Regions from separate parts of the Mus musculus genome. Here all the other regions are linked to region 2. The links are chromatin loops, found by intact Hi-C in ENCODE. Cell type or tissue: heart. All regions are shown on one strand. Region 1 overlaps Slc22a13 (solute carrier family 22 (organic cation transporter), member 13). Region 2 holds the start of Gm51696 (a long non-coding RNA gene). Region 3 overlaps Vill (villin-like).

Region 1 (2,500 bases), 270 kb after region 2:
CAAGGACATGTCACCATTGCTAGAACTGCCTTTGTCTGGCCCACCTCCCTAGAAGCCACAGCCTGCCTCTGATGGTAGAAACAGGACTCTGGTCTTTTTGCTTAGAGTAGGGGTAAGGAATCAGCTGAGGACAAGGAGCCAGGCTGAACTAGTTGTGGAGAAGCAGGAGACATGAGGGACCCTAACTTTAGCCCAAAGTCATGGCTCACAGATACCTGGCAAGAAGCAGGAATGAGAGCAAAAAAGGTTGGGGTCTAGACTTGCCCAGCTTCTCCATCAGCACAGAAAATACTGCTCAGGACACTGGCAAAACTGGCTAAGAAAAATTAGGAGGCAGACATAGGAGACAACTCAGCAGGCCAAGGGCTCGGCACATAAGCAGAGAGGACCCATGTAAAAAGCGGGAGGGGGAAGGGGGAGGGGGAGGGGGAAGGGGGAGGGGGAGGGGGAGGGAGAGAGAGAGATATTACCACAGATTTTGACAGATGAAGGGACATGATAGCCAAGAAGCAGCACTGAGGAGCAGAGGGCCCTTCACCCAGCTGTGAAGAACTTTCACAACTGTGTGCAGAGGCAGAGGGCAGAATTCTTCCAAAAAGGGCTGAGAACATGGGGTGTCCACTGGCTTTGGTCAACAGCTCCAAGGACACAGGTTTACACCTGGGAGAGGAACTGGATGAGAGGGAACAGGCCCCCGGGAGTGTGTCAAAGTCACGATAAGGAGAATGGGAACATCTTTTTTTTTTTTTTTTTTTTTTGGTTTTTCGAGACAGGGTTTCTCTGTGTAGCCCTGGCTGTCCTGGAACTCACTTTGTAGACCAGGCTGGCCTCGAACTCAGAAATCTGCCTCCCAAGTGCTGGGATTAAAGGCGCACGCCACCACGCCCAGCATATGGGAACATCTTAGGGCTTGGACATAAAAGTCAAAAATTCAAGATATGCAGAGTATGGTGGTCTTAAGCTCAGAAGTCACCCGAGGAGAGCAGACTGCCATACCTCTTTGCTTTTCCTGCCTAGGCAGAGTTTGAGGTTATAATGTAACCTATGAAATAAATCATCCATTCTGTGCAAGTGTGTGGGGTAGTGAGAACATTGAGGATTACGTCCAGGGAGGGCCTCCGTCATGCTGGGCAAAGCCACCCACTGTAAAATGGGAAGACTGGGGCCCAGATCTGGAGGATCTCTGCCCCCCAGTGCTTGAGCTCTGACAAAGCAAAGACAACCACAGCACTGAACAGCAGGCAGGTCTCTGTGTACTGGCGAGTCTCCGTTCAACAGCGCCCTCTAGGGGACAGGTGTGGACTGGCCTACGCTAGCCACCAAGTCCCCAGGAAAATTCCCTTCTATTGGATCTACCATGAGTGGAGATCAGGCCAGGGTGGCATCTCCTCTGGGCTCCCAGAAGTCTTACCACTAAAATAACCTGATTAACAGAATGCACGGAGAACCTCCAAACAGCCCATGAACGAGTGAGTGTAGCAGAGCCAGCTCTTAGCAGCCATCAGAGGCAGAATTGCTGATGAGCCGGGGCACCCTGGGAAAGAGCAAGGGACAGCAGCTGAATGTAAGGAACCCTGCTCTCTTCCCAAGCACCAGGGAGGCTGGGCACAGTGGGTGGAGGCAGAGCTGACCAGTCTCCTCCCATCGCCAGCCTCACACAGGTGAGGCACACACTGGCCACAGGTCGGGCAGGAAGGCTCTTCAAAGGACATAGGGCATAATGTTCTTCTTTCTTGGCCTGCTGCCACAGTTGCCCTGGTGGTTGCCCTGCTCTGGAGTTGGAGCTGGTTTTGCTTGGGAACAGGCTGTTGTGGGGTTTTTTTTGTTTGTTTGTTTTTTTGTTTTTTTGTTTTTTGTTTTGTTTTATTTTTTTTTATCTTTATGAGGATGGGGTATCCCAGACAGGGAGACTGGTGAGGCCACAACCCCAGAGAGACTGTCGGAGAAGACTGAGAGCGACCCTGACTCAGCCGTGGTACTGGGGTGCAGTTTGTGTATGAGAAGTGTGGAAGAGGGAAGGGTACTGTCCCTGATACTCCCTCTGGGCTCTGCAAAAGGGAGTAGGGAGCATGAACACGGCTGATCTGATCCTGTGTGCTACAGATGCCATGTGCGCTGTCCTCTGCTCTTGATAGGCTGGCCCTCAGCAGCCACAGTCAGAAGTACGAGCTCTTCACAACAGCCACCCTCACACTGGAAGTTCTTCCCAAAGCCTCCATGTCTTGTCTTTGGGGTGCTGTTTTGTGGGACCTGCAGGGAACAAAAGACAGTCAGCAGCTACCCAACACATTGTGCGAGATGGTTCTCTTAGCATCCCCTGCTTAAAGAAGGGAAAATGTGCTCTAAAGCCAGGCGGACAGCTGTGGTGCTATGATAGCCAGTAACAGATAGAGTAAAGGTAGTGGGGAGGACTGGGCCTGGGGAGAGGCCAGCAAGTCTGTGATTACCCTGCAGGGAGCCCCTGCTCCAGGTCCTGGAGGGTGTCCTTCAGGGTCTGGCC
Region 2 (2,500 bases):
CGATTAATGAGGCATGAACACATATGAGAGAGGAAGCCAGCAGCCTCAGCCTTTCTACGCAGGCCTCCGAGGAAACTGCTGCGCCAAGCAGAAATGAAGTAGAGACCTAGTCTCACCCACGAATTGAATCTGAGACCCAGACAGCTGGGTTCAAAGGGAGCAGGAGGAGTTTCGAGCACTGTCCTGGCAGACACGTGGGAGCCCAGGTAGGGAAGACAGTGAAGAACAGGCAGTGCCAACGTAGAAAAACCAGCTGGGCAGATAGTCTCATCACGTGTGCCTGGTGCCCTGGCATGTATATGAGCCTGTGTACAGCTGAGCATGTGGCTGCATGTGCCAACCAGACCAGCCTGGCTGGGGCCCCGCCCATGGGAATGATGCCAGCAGGCAGTTACCACGGGCAGCCTCCTGTCAAAGCCCATGGTGAGTGAGTGACTGGAGAAGGCAGCAGTCTTCCCAGCGAGGGCCACACATGCACACAGATACCCCAAACCACACGAATAAGGCTGTGTATGTGCGGCTACTTTTCATCAGTAGCCTGGGACAACCCAGCGTTTGTGTGGGGCGAGGGCGGAGAGCACAACGTATGAGGTCCCACCTCAAAGGGTTCCAGTTGTGAAATCAGCTTGGGCCTCCTTGATCTTTTAGGACTCAAAGCCACTGCTGGGTTGAGGGCACATGGGGGTTGCTTACTTTGCTCAGGAGCTATTCCATCATAATAGGGGGTCAGGGTGGGGCTACATCCTCCCCTGACTCTTGGTTTTCAAGTAGCCCGTTCTTGTACCCAAGTTCTCTGGTAGAGAATATCTGGGATTTTGGAGGTAGTGTGGGAAAGGGTATACCCTCCTCTGCTTTCTAGATATACTTGGAATGTTCCCAGGTTTGAAAACACTTCCTGAACGGCTTTATACCAAATCCCCTGCCAGCCCCCGTGTTCATCAGCCTGGCTGCCTTTTTCTTCTTTGCCAGTGGCCACCATCCACTCTGGTGGATGTCTTCCTGAGACTGGATGCCAACAGAACACGTCACTCTGGATCCTGTTCTCTGTCCTCCCCAGACCCCTACATTCCCAAGGACTCTTCTATTAATCACAGCAGCTGGATGGAATAGAAACAAGGCTGGACCCTCTCTGGCTGAGCTAGCCCTAAGGAGCTGGTAGTTGGAAGAGCCACACCCAGCTTGACACGGCAAGGAACTCACAATGTTCAGCCACCAGGGGGCAGGCTGCACCTGCTGGACCACTGACCCATTTCTGGGACTTTATTCTTGGGCATCAGTGTCTTTATTGGTAGGAAGCATACAGTATGCAAGCACCCCCTGCCTGAGGTCAGGTAGAGGGCATCCCTGGGGATGTATGCAGAGTGTGGATGGCTTGAGAGCCCCTGGACACCGTATTCAAGGGGAAGAATCTGTGTGATGAGAATAGCGGGTCTTCATGAGTGGATAGATCGCTGGTGAGGGTGAGCTGTTGACCCCTTGGGGATGACGTCATGCCCCAATCTCATTAGGGATGACGTCATGTCCCGATCTCAAGCACGTACCCATGCTTTGGCTTTGGTTATGTAAGCTAGCAGACTCCCTAACGTTGCTAAAGCTGGCTTGAGTTCTTCTGTCAACCCACAGACATGCTCTAGCTAAGAGATGCTGCTTCCTTTTGCAAAGAGTTATCCGTGAGTGGGAGCTGGTTAAGAGCACTGGCTGCTCTTCCAGAGGGCCCAAGTTTCGACCCCAGCACCCACATGGAGGCCCACAACTATCTCCTGTTCCAGGGGATCTGACGCCCTCTTCTGGCCTCCTCGGATACACACGGCACCTGGACAGACGACATACAGGTAAAAACATCCATGCACGTATATTAAAAATAAACCTTAAAGAAGAAGTCATCAGTGCTCCAGTTTACTCACAGGTTGAAGTGCTGGTGCAGCCTGGCCTTCTGGGCCCTCTTCCTCCATCACTACCCAGCCTTCTCTGTGCACACTGGAGGCAGAAGTCCACTCACTCAGAAGACTAAAGCCTCAAAGACGACTCTGGGCAATCATTCTGTGAGGACTCCCTACAGAATAAACCAGCTCTTCTCTGGGCCATCAGTAATTATCCCTCTGCTTTGTCTACTATGCCGTGAGCCTCCTTTGAGTGTTTTGCCTGCTTCGTTAGGCCTAAGCCTTCCATATTAAAGCACAGAGGTATAGTGTAGGTGAGGCATGGTGTGGTCTGCCTAGGCTGGAGTGGGGCTCCTTGGGACTTTCTGGTACCCACTATGAGAGAAGGGATGTTTGCGAGAGAAATCTCACCCAAGTCCTAGTGTCCCAGAGAGACAAATCCCCAAGGGCAGGCTCTATGGTGCATTCACCACGAGTGTCTCTCTCTCTGTCCAGAAACTACTTCCTCTTTCTCCAACAAGAGAATTGCCACCTTTAGGCTGGGCTCCTAAAAGGGAAAGTTAGAGGAAGGAAGGTACCAGAGACCTTGAAGGCATGGAACACACACACACACACACACA
Region 3 (2,500 bases), 150 kb after region 2:
GTGCAAGGGACCGAGAGCCACAACACCAGAACTATGGAGGTGCCGGCCCGTGCCTCCTCCCTCACTTCTGGTGACGTCTTCTTTCTGATCACAAGTCATGTTTGCTATCTCTGGTTTGGGAAGGTACCAGTGACTTCCCCCTGGGAAGGTGGTGCTAGGCCAGAGATGGGTTCCCCTCCGCACAGTTGCAGACTTAGTCCACAGAGATGGTCCAGTGGAGACGATGCTGTGGGTGGTGTGGAGTGGCCCAAGACCCTGATAGATCTGGGGAAGTTACATAGTCACAAGGGGACTGGGGTTCCTCAGGGTAGGATAGCCTGGCTCTGGCTGCCTCCCTTCCTGCTTGGGGACTTACCCAAGCATCTCTGGGAAAAGGAGACCTCGTCTAGTTTGCTTGATTGTTTTGTTGTTGTTGTTGTTGTTGTTGATGTTGGTTTGTTTTCTTATGTTTAGCATAAACCACAGATGACTCCAAGCCTAGATTCTCTCAACCATGTTCTGAACCCAGATAGGGCTATAGGGTTACAGTTGGGGGACTGAAAGGGAGGTCCCCAGAGGTGCCTCCCTCTGCTCAGGTGCAGCTCCCCAGAGGACCCAGTGGATAGGACTGGAGGTGAAGGTCTGTAGAGCTTGACCCAGCTTCTGCTTGCCAGGGCTGTCATGGGGACCAACGTGAGATGGCGCGGACGGTGGTCAGTGTCTTCCCAGGGAATAACAAGGAGACAGTGCTGGAGGGTCAGGAGCCTCTCTACTTCTGGGAAGCCCTCGGAGGCCGGGCCCCCTATCCCAGTAACAAGAGGTAACAGAATCAGGGGAGAATATGTTTATTCTGAGGAAGAATTGAGGCTGGAAGGTGAGCCCTCCTCTGGCCAGGTTTCCTAAGGACGTTCCCAGTGGAAGGTCACACAGAGATCTGGACTAAATCTGCGGGACTCTTAGTCCTCCTCCTGCAGGGGCCATTCGAGTCAAGCCTACCTTGCTGTTTCCAGCCCTGGGGTAACGTTAAGGGGGGCAGTGTCAGGGCTAACAGGGAGAAATGGTGCCCTCTGCTGGCAGAATCCACTCCCTGCATTGCCACTAAAGGTGATCCCTAACCAGTCAAGGCATGCATAGGAGGTAAGAACAGAGTAAAAATTCAAGGAAGGAAGGAGCCCTGGGCCCTGCCGCCCACCCAAGTCTCATTAGCTCCCAGCCTCGGTCCCCTCCTTCCACCCTGGACCTGAGGCCACTTCCTGACTTAACTAAGTTTAGGGGACTCCCATTCTAGGGAAGGCAGGGCCTCCGTTCAATGATCCACACTAGGCCAGGAGTCCCCTTCCCCAGTGCCAACCCTGATGACTTCATTCAGCAGCTGACAGGTTTTCGGTCACCATTGAAGGAAAGGGACCCTGCCCTGGAGCAGGTACTCCTAAAGGAAGTTGAGGTAGGTGGAGGGCAGAGGAAGGCCCAGGGCTCCTGTCCCAAAGAGCTGCTTTCCCTGAGGTAGGGAGAGCACCCATGCCAAGGGCCAGTGTGGTCCAGACTGTGCCCCCTCACAGCCCCTCCTCCGGACAGGCTTCCCGAGGAGGTGTGGAGCATCCAGCCCCGACTGTTCGAGTGCTCCAGTCACGCAGGCTGCCTGGTCCTCACGGAAGTGCTGTTCTTTGGCCAAGAGGACTTGGACAAGTATGACATCATGTTACTAGACACCTGTCAGGAGGTAAAGTGGCCACTCCTGTTTGGCTGGGCTGGGAACTCAGGGTGTGCATCAGTGTGGTTGGGCGTGAAGGAGAGTCTAGCCTGTGACTGATTGTTGCCGTGGACTCAGAGTCCGGGTGTAATAGAGTCAGGTTGTATGTGGTTGTGACCGTGCGTGTTGTGTGTAATGCTGTGTGCCCCATGATGCTGTGTGTGACTGAGGCTCTGCCTAGCTACACGGCACCGCAGGATGTGGAGGGTCTGACTGGGTAGCACAGGGGACTCTTTGAACCTGCACATTTGGGTAGCTACGGCTGTGGGTAACCAGACCATGCAAGCAGTTGTGCAGTCCAGTATAGTCCAGTACGAACAAGAACTGGCCACACCAGTTGTAACTGTGTGTGCACGTGTCTGTGTGAGAGGAAAAGGGGGAACATGGGGTTGGTTGTTGGTGTGACAGAGCAACTGCATTTGTGAGTCTGTAGAATTCTGTGAGCCCATGAGATGGTATACACGACCAGCCAGAAATTGTTACGTGACAGGTAACAAGATGTGACGTGTCTATGTGCACACATTAGATGACAGTAACTGGCTGTGGTCAGCTATCTGGCTCTATGGCAACGGGCAAAGTGTCTCTGCAGCTGCGATACCGTGCGCATGTCATTGTGTGTGGTAGCGTGTGCGTGTGTATGTGAGTGTGTGCGTGGTCGTGTGTGACTGTGTATGCTACTGTCTCTGTTGGGATAAGGTTGAGCCCTGAGGACATCTCAGAGGAAACCCAAGCCCAGACTCCACCCCCTCTCCCCCACTGCACAGCCCACCA

The links. Peaks named below come from ENCODE experiments on the same cell type or tissue, not always from the same donor. Only the 100,000 strongest peaks of a DNase experiment are listed, where the experiment ranks them.
Region 1: a loop joins it to region 2, with 8 times the contacts of the local background. A loop is called at or near these places in 4 of 42 quality-filtered maps.
Region 3: it touches region 2 in a loop (9-fold over the local background); 37 of 42 quality-filtered maps call a loop at or near these places.

Annotation. Positions count from the first base shown.
Region 1 is chr9:119,191,125-119,193,624 of GRCm38, forward strand. Slc22a13 (solute carrier family 22 (organic cation transporter), member 13) reads right to left here. Exons shown (of 10, transcript NM_133980.3): 9 at 2,448-2,500; 10 at 1,850-2,250. The coding sequence ends at 2,157. Among named protein-coding and RNA genes, the nearest start is that of Slc22a14, 2.0 kb to the left of the region's middle. In heart, a CTCF peak has its summit at 1,291 (motif pointing left); no DNase peak of the experiment used is centred here.
Region 2 is chr9:118,919,734-118,922,233 of GRCm38, forward strand. It overlaps Gm51696 (a long non-coding RNA gene), which reads left to right and starts at 878. Exons shown (of 2, transcript XR_003948271.1): 1 at 878-1,288; 2 at 1,770-2,091. In heart, a CTCF peak has its summit at 1,219 (motif pointing right); DNase peaks (open chromatin) are centred at 438 and 1,308; H3K27ac peaks cover 18 bases; H3K27me3 peaks cover 602 bases.
Region 3 is chr9:119,066,758-119,069,257 of GRCm38, forward strand. It overlaps Vill (villin-like), which reads left to right. Exons shown (of 20, transcript NM_001164567.1): 14 at 1-123; 15 at 654-799; 16 at 1,555-1,699. Among named protein-coding and RNA genes, the nearest start is that of Gm51697, 7.1 kb to the right of the region's middle. In heart, a CTCF peak has its summit at 1,050 (motif pointing left); a DNase peak (open chromatin) is centred at 1,054; H3K27ac peaks cover 343 bases.